Linked DNA regions of Homo sapiens: region 1 is linked to region 2. The links are chromatin contacts, found by Hi-C or POLR2A ChIA-PET in ENCODE. All regions are on one chromosome and are shown on one strand. The core of a region is the stretch at or near the end of the contact, and the rest is flanking DNA. Distances in the headings are between cores, read along the strand shown.

Region 1 (5,791 bases), core at 307-2,806, 130 kb before region 2:
TTGTTGGTTAATGGATACAGAGCTTCTGCTTGAGGTGATGAAAAGGTTTTTGAAATAGTGGTGATGTTATACATTTTGAAATGTAATTGACACCACCAAATAATACACTTTAAAGGGGCTAAAATGGCAAATTTTGTTTTATGTGTGTGTGTGTGTATATATACATATACACACACACACACATATATACATATATATACATATATATACATAATATATACATACATAAATATATACATACACCAAAAGAAAGCAGACTGAGAAAAAGCAGTGTGACTATATACAATGTTTTTTTTTATCTGTCTCAAAAAAAATCTCTCTTTCTCAGTGTAGTAGGTAAAAATTTCACACATATGGCATTTTCCAGAATACCTCCCTCCCCAGAGTCGTGCCACAATTCCAAATTCATATATATTGCCAAGGTACTGAAGACAAGCAACAGTTAAAGCACATCCAAGAAATATACACAAACACATAAAAAATAACAAGTGAAATTATGACAAAATAGTACCAGAAATTCAACCACTATTATAATTGCCCTTACTCAACTTGAGGCATTTTTTTTGTAATAATATCCTCAGGTAAATAGTTTCTTTTACTTTTCATAATTTGGCTAAACATGTATATAAACAAGCTAGTGTCATTAGTATGTTGGTGCTATAACCTAAAAACTCAGAAGAAAATTAAGGAGGGCATGGAAATCCTCCCCCTCTACTCCCTTACCCTAAACCTTGCCCTACGCATCACTTCCATTTGGCTGTCCCAGAGTTTTGTCCTTTATAATCAACTGTTAATATAGATTCATACTTCTCCAGCAAAAACATGCTTCTTTTAAGGAAAAAAGCCATTTGAAGCTATATAACAAAAAGCTTGCTGCATTCTGGCAAATGAAAGCCAAGGACTATCTGGCATAAGCAGATACAGACAGCAGCCGCTCAGTGGCTTATAGGTTTCAGTGACAAAAACTGAGAACTTTACAGAGAAGAAAGCACATGAAATATCTCAAACACTGCCTTTTCACTGAATTATAAAGATAATTCAATATCCATAAAAAAGGAAAATTAATCAAAACTAAGCTGAACAAAACACACTGCTCATCTATAACTTCACCTCAATATGCTAGAATAGAATCATATATAGCTCTTTACATTCTAGAGGCTGGTAACTTTCACAAATGGACAGCTGTAGAGTAGCATAAATAGAAATCAAGTGAAACAGTTAAAGTGAAAGTCATTCTATGAAAGAAGAGTAAATTTGAACTAAACATTTTCTTGGCATTTCTTCATAAAGCTTACTGGATTTTCAAAAGAAATTCAGACTCAAATACAGTTTGAGCCATGTGCAGAGAATTTTGGAAAGAAAATGAAACTTGACTTTTTAACTAATATTTAAGCAGCTTTATGTAAAAATTCTTAGGGTTGACGAACACTAAACAATTAGGGTTTTCAAAAACTGAATTTAATTGTCTGTTAAAAAACTAATGCCCTCTCACAGCAATCATCTTTGTATATCTGAGAACTGAAACATAAATGAGAAACACTGTTGCAAAGGAAATACTTCTACAGCTGGAGGGAAAATTCCTTTGTCATTTCCAAATACTAGTTATATTACATCATCTCCTTTTACTTCTTTTTTTAAATGGAATGGTTTACATGTTTTTTAGTAATACACCTAATTGAAAACAAAATATACTAAACTGTCATAAATATTTCATCCTAACCCTATTTTAAGCTGTAAATATATAATGTTATCTAGATACACTGATTAATATCTGCTTTAAATTCTATTGATTCTCAGCAAAGACATTAAATTTAGAAACTAAAATGATTACAGATTTATTATGTAAATTTTTTATGGCTTTGCTACTATTTTGATGTTTTTCCCTTTAGATAAAATGCAAGATAAATTTTTAGGTATGCAATCATGAACAAAATAAATGACCCACAGTCTGGAAAATAAAAACGACCTTGAGCAACAGAAGTAGTCAACAAACTAAACAGAATGATTTCTCATACAAGGAAGCAAAGTATTACATAATTCAATAATAATTTCTTTTGGGGTGTGTTTTTCAATATGCATCTGAATGTAAAGAGTCATAATGTTAAAGTAAATAAAGACGTCATTCTCGTCCTCTGAAAACCTGACTCAGGAGTAGTTAGAAAGCGGACCAGTTTTCTCAGAGTCCTACAGTTCAGCAATCCCCTGAAACAAACTTCTCTTAACCTTGCCCTAAAACAGACATGTAGGGAAGAGCTGGTCAGTTCTTTAGATTTTCAAGGGATTTTCTCTAGGAGAAGTTGAAATTCATTACAAGAGGAATTTCATTTAATATAAGGCACCTCTCATTATTAAAAAGTCAAAAACAACAGATGTTGCTGTGGATGTGGTGAAAAGCGAACACTTATAGACTGCTACTGGGAACGTAAGTTAGTACAACCTCTATGGAAAACTGTATGGAGATTTTTTAAAGAACTAAAAGTATATCTACCATTTGATCCAGCAATCCCACTGCTGGGTATCTACTCAAAGGAAAATAAGTCATTACATCAAAAACACACCTGCACACATATGTTTATTGCAACACAATTCACAATTGTAAAGATATGGAACCAACCTAAGTGCCCATCAACCAATGTAGGGATAAAGAATATATGGTATATATATACACACATACCATGGAATACTACTCAGCCATAAAAAGAACAAAATAATGTCTTTTGCAACAACTTGGATGGAGCTGGAGGCCATTATTCTAAGTGAAGTAACTCAGGAATGGAAAACCAAATACCGTATGTTCTCACTTATAAGTGGGAGCTAAGCTATGGGTACACAAAGGCAGACAGAGTAGTATAATGGAGGTGGAGACTCAGAAGGGAGAAGGAAGAAAGGGGGTAAGGGATAAAAAACTATATATTGGGTAAAATGTACAGTACTCAGGTGACGAGTGTACTAAAATCTTGGACTTCACCACTATACAATTCATCCATGTAACCAAAAACCTCTTGTACTCCAAAAGCTATGAGAATTTACACACACGCACACACGGCATTTCTTTGCATTTACAAGTATCAACTTGAACATCAGAAGAGCGGGTAAGCGCTGCTAAACCAAAGCTACCTTTGCAGTTGTATAGTTGACACGTATTCTGATGCCTCCTCATAGCACCTGGCAGCTCCTTAGTTTTAAGAAATAATAATCATATCCATCCTTTGCGTCATTTACATCATTTGTGTGATTTGTCTTCACTGCTCTGTTAGTGTTCTTTTGCTGTGTGTTCACAGAAGTATCTGTGTATCACTAACGAATTTAACCTACATAGGTTTTTTAGGAATCAACTAAACTCCTAAGACAAAGACTATAAATTGCCATCATAAGAACAGAGAAATAACTGAAGAAGAAAAAGACTGATCTGCTCAAAGAATATACTCATAAATTCTAACACAAATTTCCCATTCCCTCTATCCAGTTTTGAGCTCCTCGATTACAGGACTTAGAAATACCTCAAAAAGAAAAACACAAGTTTGAAAATAAGATCAGTGAAGTAGGAGTAAAGGATGTAGACATTTTTTTTTTTTTTTTGAGACGAAGTCTCACTCTGTCGCCAAGCTAGAGTGCGGTGGCGCGATCTCGGCTTACTGCAACCTCTGCCTCCTGGGTTCAAGCGATTCTCCTGCCTCAGCCTCCAGGGTAGCTGGGACTACAGGCATGTGCCACCATGCCCAGCTAATTTTTGTATTTTTAGTACAGACAGGGTTTCACTATGTTGGCTAGGATGGTCTCAATCTCTTGACCTCGTGATCTGCCCACCTCGGCCTCCCAAAATGCTGGGATTACAGGCATGAGCCACTGTGCCCAGCCGGATTTAGACTTTTTAATTCTGTAAAAACTACAGCTGTTTTTAAAATTTTCATTTTTATCAGTTATTCATAAATACACATTCAATCATCACTTAAGATTTAGGAAAAACATTACGCCCCGTACCTACTATCACTTCCACCAAAAAAAAAATTCCCTTTCCATACCATCCTCCCAATATGGTTACAGCATAATTTTAGTTAGATAAATATTAAGTGTTTCCATTACTATAACCATATAAGTTATTACTTTTCCTTTCCTAATTTCTATTTTTCTTATTGTTTTCTCATTTGCTTCATTTCCTAAGCAACCTTAAACCCTCCCCAGATTTTCTAATCTCCTCTCAAGATGTTCATCCATATCAGATACTTAAGTCTGTCCTGAAACCTTCTGAACTGCATCCTGTCTGTTATGGTTCACCTCTATGCTTGGTGCAAAGTTGTCATTTTGTATTCTCCCTTCATTACAGTCTTAGGAAATCCTTTCTACTCTCTCCTGCATTGTATCTCCTGCTTCCTATATCCTGTTACTTCCTCATCTTCATTCACTCCTTTACCTAGTTGCAGCTAAGGCAATCAACTCATTCCAGTTTGCCTAAGACTGTGCTGGTTTTAGTAGAAGTCCCACATCCTGGGAAGCTCCTTATCCTAAGTAAACCATTTGTAGCCCACAGGTTACAGAATTTTTAACACCTTCATGCCTAAAAATGTCCTTATCCCGCCCTCATACTTAAGAATTTGTCTGGATATAGAATTTCAGTTTAGAAACTGTTTTCCTTCAAAATATGAACACTGTCTTCTAGCTTCTAGAGTTGCTGCTGAAAAGGCCAAAGAGTTTCTGATTCTTATCCTTTGTATTCACACTCTTTGGAACCTTTTGGGGTCTCTTGTTTGTCCCCAGAGTTTTAGGAATTGCAAAATATATTGATTCTGAACCTTGATGCGAATCTATTTTCATCCACTGACCTAGGTACTTGGTAGGCCCCTTCTATCTAGGAACTCGTGTCCTTTGGTTCTACAACATTTTCTTGTATTGATGATTTTTTTCCCCCTCTGTTCTTTCAAAGTGCTCTTTTAGAATTCCTATCATTCATCAGATTATTATTCAGGCCTCCTCAATTGGTCCTCTAATTTTCTCCTCTATCTCCTCTTTTCTATCTCTCTGTGGCTTTTTGCTCCACTTTTCTACTTTCCAATCTTGTACTGAGGTTTCCATTTTAGCTATCATAATAATTTCAAAGAACTTTTTTCATTCTCTTTTGCTCCTTTTTATGGCATCCTGACTTCATGATTGCAGGATTTTCTCTCATCTCTGGAAAATACTGATAGTTTTATGTGATTTGGTTTTTTTGGGTTTTTTTTTTTTTTCGAAGTTATGCTTTCCCTGAAAAGTATGTTTCATGTGGGTTGCTTTCTTTGTTTGGGACTGTACCCTATAGAGGCTTTGAGGATCCTCAGATGTCTGGCAATTCTATTTTCCATTCATATTTAATTACGAGAACTAAAACATGATGTGAAGCTCCAAATCCTTGGGTGAAACCCCCTGATAACAAATCTCACTGTAGTGTGACTGCCTGAGCCCTTTACTGAGAAGCCTCTGATATCTGCATCTCTAAGTTCTTTCTTCTTGGGGAGAGTCAGATTCTCCAGACAAGACTCTTCTAATCTTCTAATCTCCTGTCCTAATCCCAGTTGCCAGCATTCTGGGAGCAGAAGTAAATACAAATTTACTTAATCTCCTTATTTTCAATATGAAATGTCCACCATAAACTATGCCTATGTTGCCCAATCCAGAAAACCTCTGTTGTACTAAGAACATCCAACATTTGTTTGAGGAGAGGGATAAAGTAACCCAATGGCACTCAACAGGGGAATTGCTCTAGAGTTTCTACTGCTTCTAAACCAGCCTCAATCAATCCTCTGTACTTTAGCCCTAC
Region 2 (5,388 bases), core at 1,177-3,676:
ATATGGGGAATTACAACTGAACATGAGATTTGGGTGAGGACACAGATCCAAACCATATCAGATATAAAGTATGTATATATGAAAAGGTAATGGGAATGTTTATCATATGTTATATATATTCCTCCACTTTATATATAATATAAATATTGAGATATAAACATTATGAATATAAATTATATATGTAAATATAAATTATAATTATAGGCTGGGCATGGTTGCTCACGCCTGTAATCCCAGCATTTTGGGAGGCCGAGGCAGGCAGATCACTTGAGGTCAGGAGTTTGAGACCAGCCTGGGCAGCATGGTGAAACCCCATCTCTACCAAAAACACAAAAAATTAGCTGGGTGTGGTGGCAAGAAACTGTAGTCCCAGCTACTCAGGAGGCTGAGGCAGAAGGATTGCCTGAACCCCAGAGGTGGAGGTTACAGTGAACAGAGGTCCTGCCAGTGCACTCCAGCCCGGGTGATGGAGCGAGACTCCATCTCAAAAAAAAAAAAAAATAAATAAATAAACAAATAAAATTATCATTATACATATTATATTTATATTATATAATACAATACATAATATAATTATATGTAATGTAATATAGAATATATTATATATTAGAATTATGTTAATGTTATAATATAAATATAAATTATAAACATTTATATATCATATATAATATTTATATTATTATCACTATAAATATATTTATATTTATGTTATATAATATTATATACTATAATATAATGATTCATATAATATATAACATATATTATAAATATTCATATTATATACTATAACATAAATACATATATTTATCCCCAGTACTAAATATAAGACAGTGAACTCTATTTTTCAGTAGGAAGCATTTCTCAAAGTGTCACATAGAACACTTATTCCTCCATTTGTTAATATCTGCTATACACATAATATAAAAAGATATTTTCTTGATCAGATAAGTTTGGGAAATGCTGAGCTAAAGTCAAACATATTTCTTTATTGCATGAATTTTCAGAGCTTTTAACACAGCAGAGTGCAAACATGCATTTCCCAACCCCTGTGTGACCACAGGACTCCCTTTTAAAGCACATTTCTCAGGATTAGTGTTCTAAGGAGCACGGACCCAGAAAGCTTAGAACTTCCTATCATGTTCCTTCTTCTTCCACCTACTTCATTATTGAAGAAACAGCTCAGAGTTGGTGGGAGGAAAAGAAGAATGTATTTCAGACACACAAAAGCAAAATTTGGAAAAGAAATAACAGAATGGGACCTTGGAAGTGATTTTCCTTTGTGGATGTGTTTATCTGTAAGGACATGTTTGAGGGTATGAGGTTCACAGACAAATGCCACGATTCGCACCCGAGAGAACTGAGGATAGAGCCATGCTGAATTCTAAGGGGGCAATCTTGTCTTGAGAAATATTGCTTCATAAGTGGGTCTACCCCTGCTTAAGTAAAATATCCAATTAATTTACTAGAACGCTGCATTGTCTGACTACAAGCAATTAATTTAATGTTACTCAATATCATTTCATTATTTGCCTCCCAAAAAAGACAGTTCTATATAACACATTTTCTAAATGATGCAAATAAGGATAAATGAGAAAATAAGGTAACACAAGAGGCATCGTTGAAGATGATGAGCATGTTCTTACTGGAACAAAGCTTGGGTTGACACAGGAAATCTCCATAAGAAATCCTGTTTTTGCCCCATGACTTTCCCAACTGACCTAAAGTCTGGTCAATCTCCAAGTGCAGTCTGCGCAGAATCTGAATTCATCCACAGATTAAGAATGAAAACATGCCTCTTCCATTAAACCAACAAGTGTGAATGCCAAACTGCAATTTGACATATACAGAAATTGAGGGAAACTGGAAGTAAAAAAAGAAACCTGAAATGGGTGATGTCTCCTAATAAACACCTTATTCACTGCCAGCTCTGCAAACTTGCTTTGTGCCAAAACCCATCCACGAGACTCCACAATACTCCTGACCCTGGTAGCTGTCATTTTTGGGATACGCTAAGCGTCTAGGAAAGTCTGGGAAATACCAGAGTTCAGAAGCACCTTCTTTCTGTGAAGGAGCCTAAAGGATATTCCAAGGCAACTTTCTAATTTTTTGGTTGAAATTTTCTTCATGCTTCTGTTTGGTGAGCTGCTCAGCTGACTCCCATGCCTGAGCTTCACAGTGCCAGCTCCCGCTGACCCTTGAGAGGGAAATGGAACCTGAGATTGTCAAAGCTGGAGGGGACCTGAATGATCATCCCCTCTAGCCCAACCTCCTCTGTTTACAGATCTGAAGGCAGGGAGCCTGAAACCCACCCAGCATCCTGGGAGTAAATGTGCTTTCCTCCCTTCTTCTATTTCTGTGCGATTTTCCCATGGCATCCAGCCAGAGCATCTACACCAGTAATGTCTAGAGGATTTATGAGGCCAAGCGATCCTTTGGGTTTCTACGCAGACCTAAACAGGAAACCCACACAAGGAAATGCCCTTTCTGTTTGCAGGCCAAATTCCCAGGATGCCTTCGCCAGAGTGCCCTGGCTGGAACAAAACAAAGGCCTGGCACAATAAATGCCCTTAGCTCCAAAGGCAGAGGTGCCCTCCCCACCTCTCCCCACCTCTCCCCATCCCCTCCCTAGTCCAGGAGGCCCTCTATTAGTTTAATGAGAATGAAACTTCCTTCTCTCAGAACTCAGCTTCACTTAATCCAACTGGTTGAGATGCTGGAGGGGGTCCCCCTGGATCTCCAGGTGGATTTCAGGGTATTACTTCTCCTTACCTGTGCAAAGTCAACCTGGGCAAGTCCTCCAGGTTAATTAACCAGACACCCTACTCACACCCCTCTTATTCTTTCTCCATGTTTAGCCCCTAGAAGATGCCTTAGAGATGAAAAAAAAAACACACGCATTTCCTAATGAAGAGGCAGCCAGATGCAGCCTCTGAGCCCTGACTGCACAGTGTGACAGTCACTCAACCCAACACAGCTCTCTTGCCTTTGCTGCAACCTCAACACCCTGCGTCCTGCCAAATCTCTTCCCATTTCATCAGTCCATCTATGCTGGTGTCCAGCCATTCCAGCCCACCATGGCATTTAAAAATCTTTCCAGCTCTCTGTGGAAGATCTGAGACTTGAGAAAGAGACTGTTGCTCAGGGCTGGACAGGAAGGAAGTATGCATTCCTGGCTCCCAGAACAGAACAGCAATGTGGGTGACCCTTCGTCCCCTCCCCAAGGCGTCCCCTTGGGCCGACACAAAAATAGATTCTATCCTCCTTGGTTCGTCTCCACCTCCCTCGGGAAAGAAGACACAGGCTTCGAGTGAGTCAACAGTATTATCGGGGCTTGACTGTCTTTCAGGAATGACCAGATGTTGGGAAGAGGATAATGTGCCATTTCCTTTAACAAATAGTCCGGGCATCTGTGCATTTCCTTTTGAGCCAGCTCTTCAGGAGACTGTGCTGCTGTGACAGGGAAGGACGAATCACCCTGGTTTCTACTCTCACGGATACTAGGGGGCTCCTTGAACCCTTTGGATTCCAGCCCTCCATTAAGAAAATATTTCTGTCCTTTGTATGCATGAGTGACACCACGAGAAGACAGCATAGGGAGTGGTTACAAGCAAAGAATTTAGAGACAAAATAAATGCTCTAAGGGAAAAAGACAAGTAGCCAAGGAACGCTGGGAGAGGGCTTGGAGGAAGCAAATTGTTCATCCATTCCCCCAAATCAGTGGTTCTCAGTAGAAAACCAACATGAGTAACATTTGCCTGGGAACTTGTCTACCACCCCAGCCCTACTGAAACTCCAGGGGTGAAGCCCAGCAATCTCCTTTGACAAGCCTTCCAGGAGATTCTGATGTGAGCTCAAGATTGAGAACTACTGATCCAGATAGATCTTAGCTGGTCCTAGGGCTTCCCAGAAAGCATTTTTAAAAAAGCAGAGATTCTCCTCCACAGGAGGCCTACATGCTGCCACCTCTGTGGCCACCATGTCTCTAGTGATCCCTGAAGAGTTCCAGCATATTCTGCGAGTACTCAACACCAGCATCGGTGGGCGGTGGAAAAAAAGCCTTTGCCATCACTGCCATTTAGGCTGTGGGTCGAAGATATGCTCATGCGGTGTTGAGGAAAGCAGACTTTGACCACACCAAGAGGGCAGGAGAACTCACTGAGGATGAGGTGGAACGTGTGATCACCATTATACAGGATCCATGCCAGTACAAGATCCCGGACTGGTTCTTGAACAGACAGAAGGATGTAAAGTCTGGAAAATACAGCCAGATCCCAGCCAATGGACAACAAGTTCTGTGACCACCTGGAGTGATTGAAGAAGTTTCAGGCCCATAGAGGGCTGCGCCACCTCTGGGGCCTTCGTGTCTTGAGGCCAGCACAGCAAGACCACTGGCTGCCATGGCTGTACTACGGGTGTGTCCAAGAAGGAATAAGTCTGTAGGCCTTGTCTGTTAATAAATAGTTTATATACCAAAAAAAAAAAAAAATGCAGAGATAGTGTGGGATGATTACCTGAGAAAATGCTTTAGCTCCCTTGCAGGGGTGGAAGGAAGGGACAGGACTTGTAAATGAGGCTATTCTGGCAAGAGAAAGATCCTACAAATAGAAATGAACTGACAGCAAATAAAACAATCCAAGATGCATCTTATCTCTCTGCTCATACTGCATTAATTTGCAGCACTTCTAGAATATGGCTCAATGACGTAAGAGTATATTCACAGCATATTTTTCAGTTTAAATAAAATGCTCAATGTGGGCCCAATTATGTAAAACGTACGTGCATATCAATCCATATTTAGAAAAAATATTAGAAGATTATATATCAAAATGTGATCATCTCTGGGTGGTGGAATACGAATAACCTTTACTTCATCCTTTATGATGTTTTGTTTTTTCCCCAATGTTTCCATAATAAATAGGTATTTTTTAATAACAAAACAACTGTAATAAAGTGACAAGCTCGTTGGGTCAAAATAGTCATTTAAAAAAATCTGTATAGCCCTCTCCAGAGGCTACCTCTCCAAGAATTTATGTCACACTGATAATTAGCACCACCTGTTACACTTGTGCTAAAATGGGCACGAAGAACGTTGGATTCAGAACTTATAAAGAGATTGTTAAACTCATCAGCTCTAGTTGAAACCAGCACAGCAGGGAGAGCTGCAGAAAAATGTCAGTCAGAGCCCACCCTGGGGCTCCGGGGCCTCGCTGGGGCTGGCCCAGGGCCCTCGTGTGCTTCCAGCACGTGAATCTGGGTTGCTGGGTGTCCTCAGCAGCCTGCAGGGATCCACTGTCCTTCTGCACAGCTTTGTTCGGGAGCCCCAGCACCCTCTCAGTTTTTACACCCTGATTTCCTACCAGGGAGAGGCCCTGGGCAAAAACAAAACAA

The links. A loop is a pair of places that touch in the nucleus more often than their neighbours do. ChIA-PET counts read pairs that join two places held with the same protein, here RNA polymerase II (POLR2A). Pooled maps may share reads with other maps.
Region 1: a loop to region 2 is called in a map of endothelial cell of umbilical vein, with 6 times the contacts of the local background. The contact joins two enhancer-like sites. A Hi-C loop is called at or near these places in 2 of 168 maps with a recorded cell type or tissue (PC-3 and endothelial cell of umbilical vein), 1 of 37 single-sample maps with no recorded cell type and 2 of 50 pooled maps. POLR2A ChIA-PET finds 5 or more read pairs at or near these places in 5 of 52 experiments (BJ, MCF 10A, PC-9 and 2 more).

The regions. Positions count from the first base shown.
Region 1 is chr1:227,297,800-227,303,590 of GRCh38, forward strand. All of the region lies in intron 1 of CDC42BPA (CDC42 binding protein kinase alpha), which reads right to left. Among named protein-coding and RNA genes, the nearest start is that of CDC42BPA, 18 kb to the right of the region's middle. Within about 2 kb of position 1,557, at least 2 of the 41 ENCODE cell types and tissues checked have a DNase peak (open chromatin) inside an H3K27ac peak, as active enhancers do; they include PC-9 and endothelial cell of umbilical vein, where a contact is called at or near this core.
Region 2 is chr1:227,426,550-227,431,937 of GRCh38, forward strand. It overlaps the pseudogene RPS18P3. Among named protein-coding and RNA genes, the nearest start is that of LINC01641, 36 kb to the left of the region's middle. Within about 2 kb of position 2,427, at least 13 of the 41 ENCODE cell types and tissues checked have a DNase peak (open chromatin) inside an H3K27ac peak, as active enhancers do; they include PC-9 and endothelial cell of umbilical vein, where a contact is called at or near this core.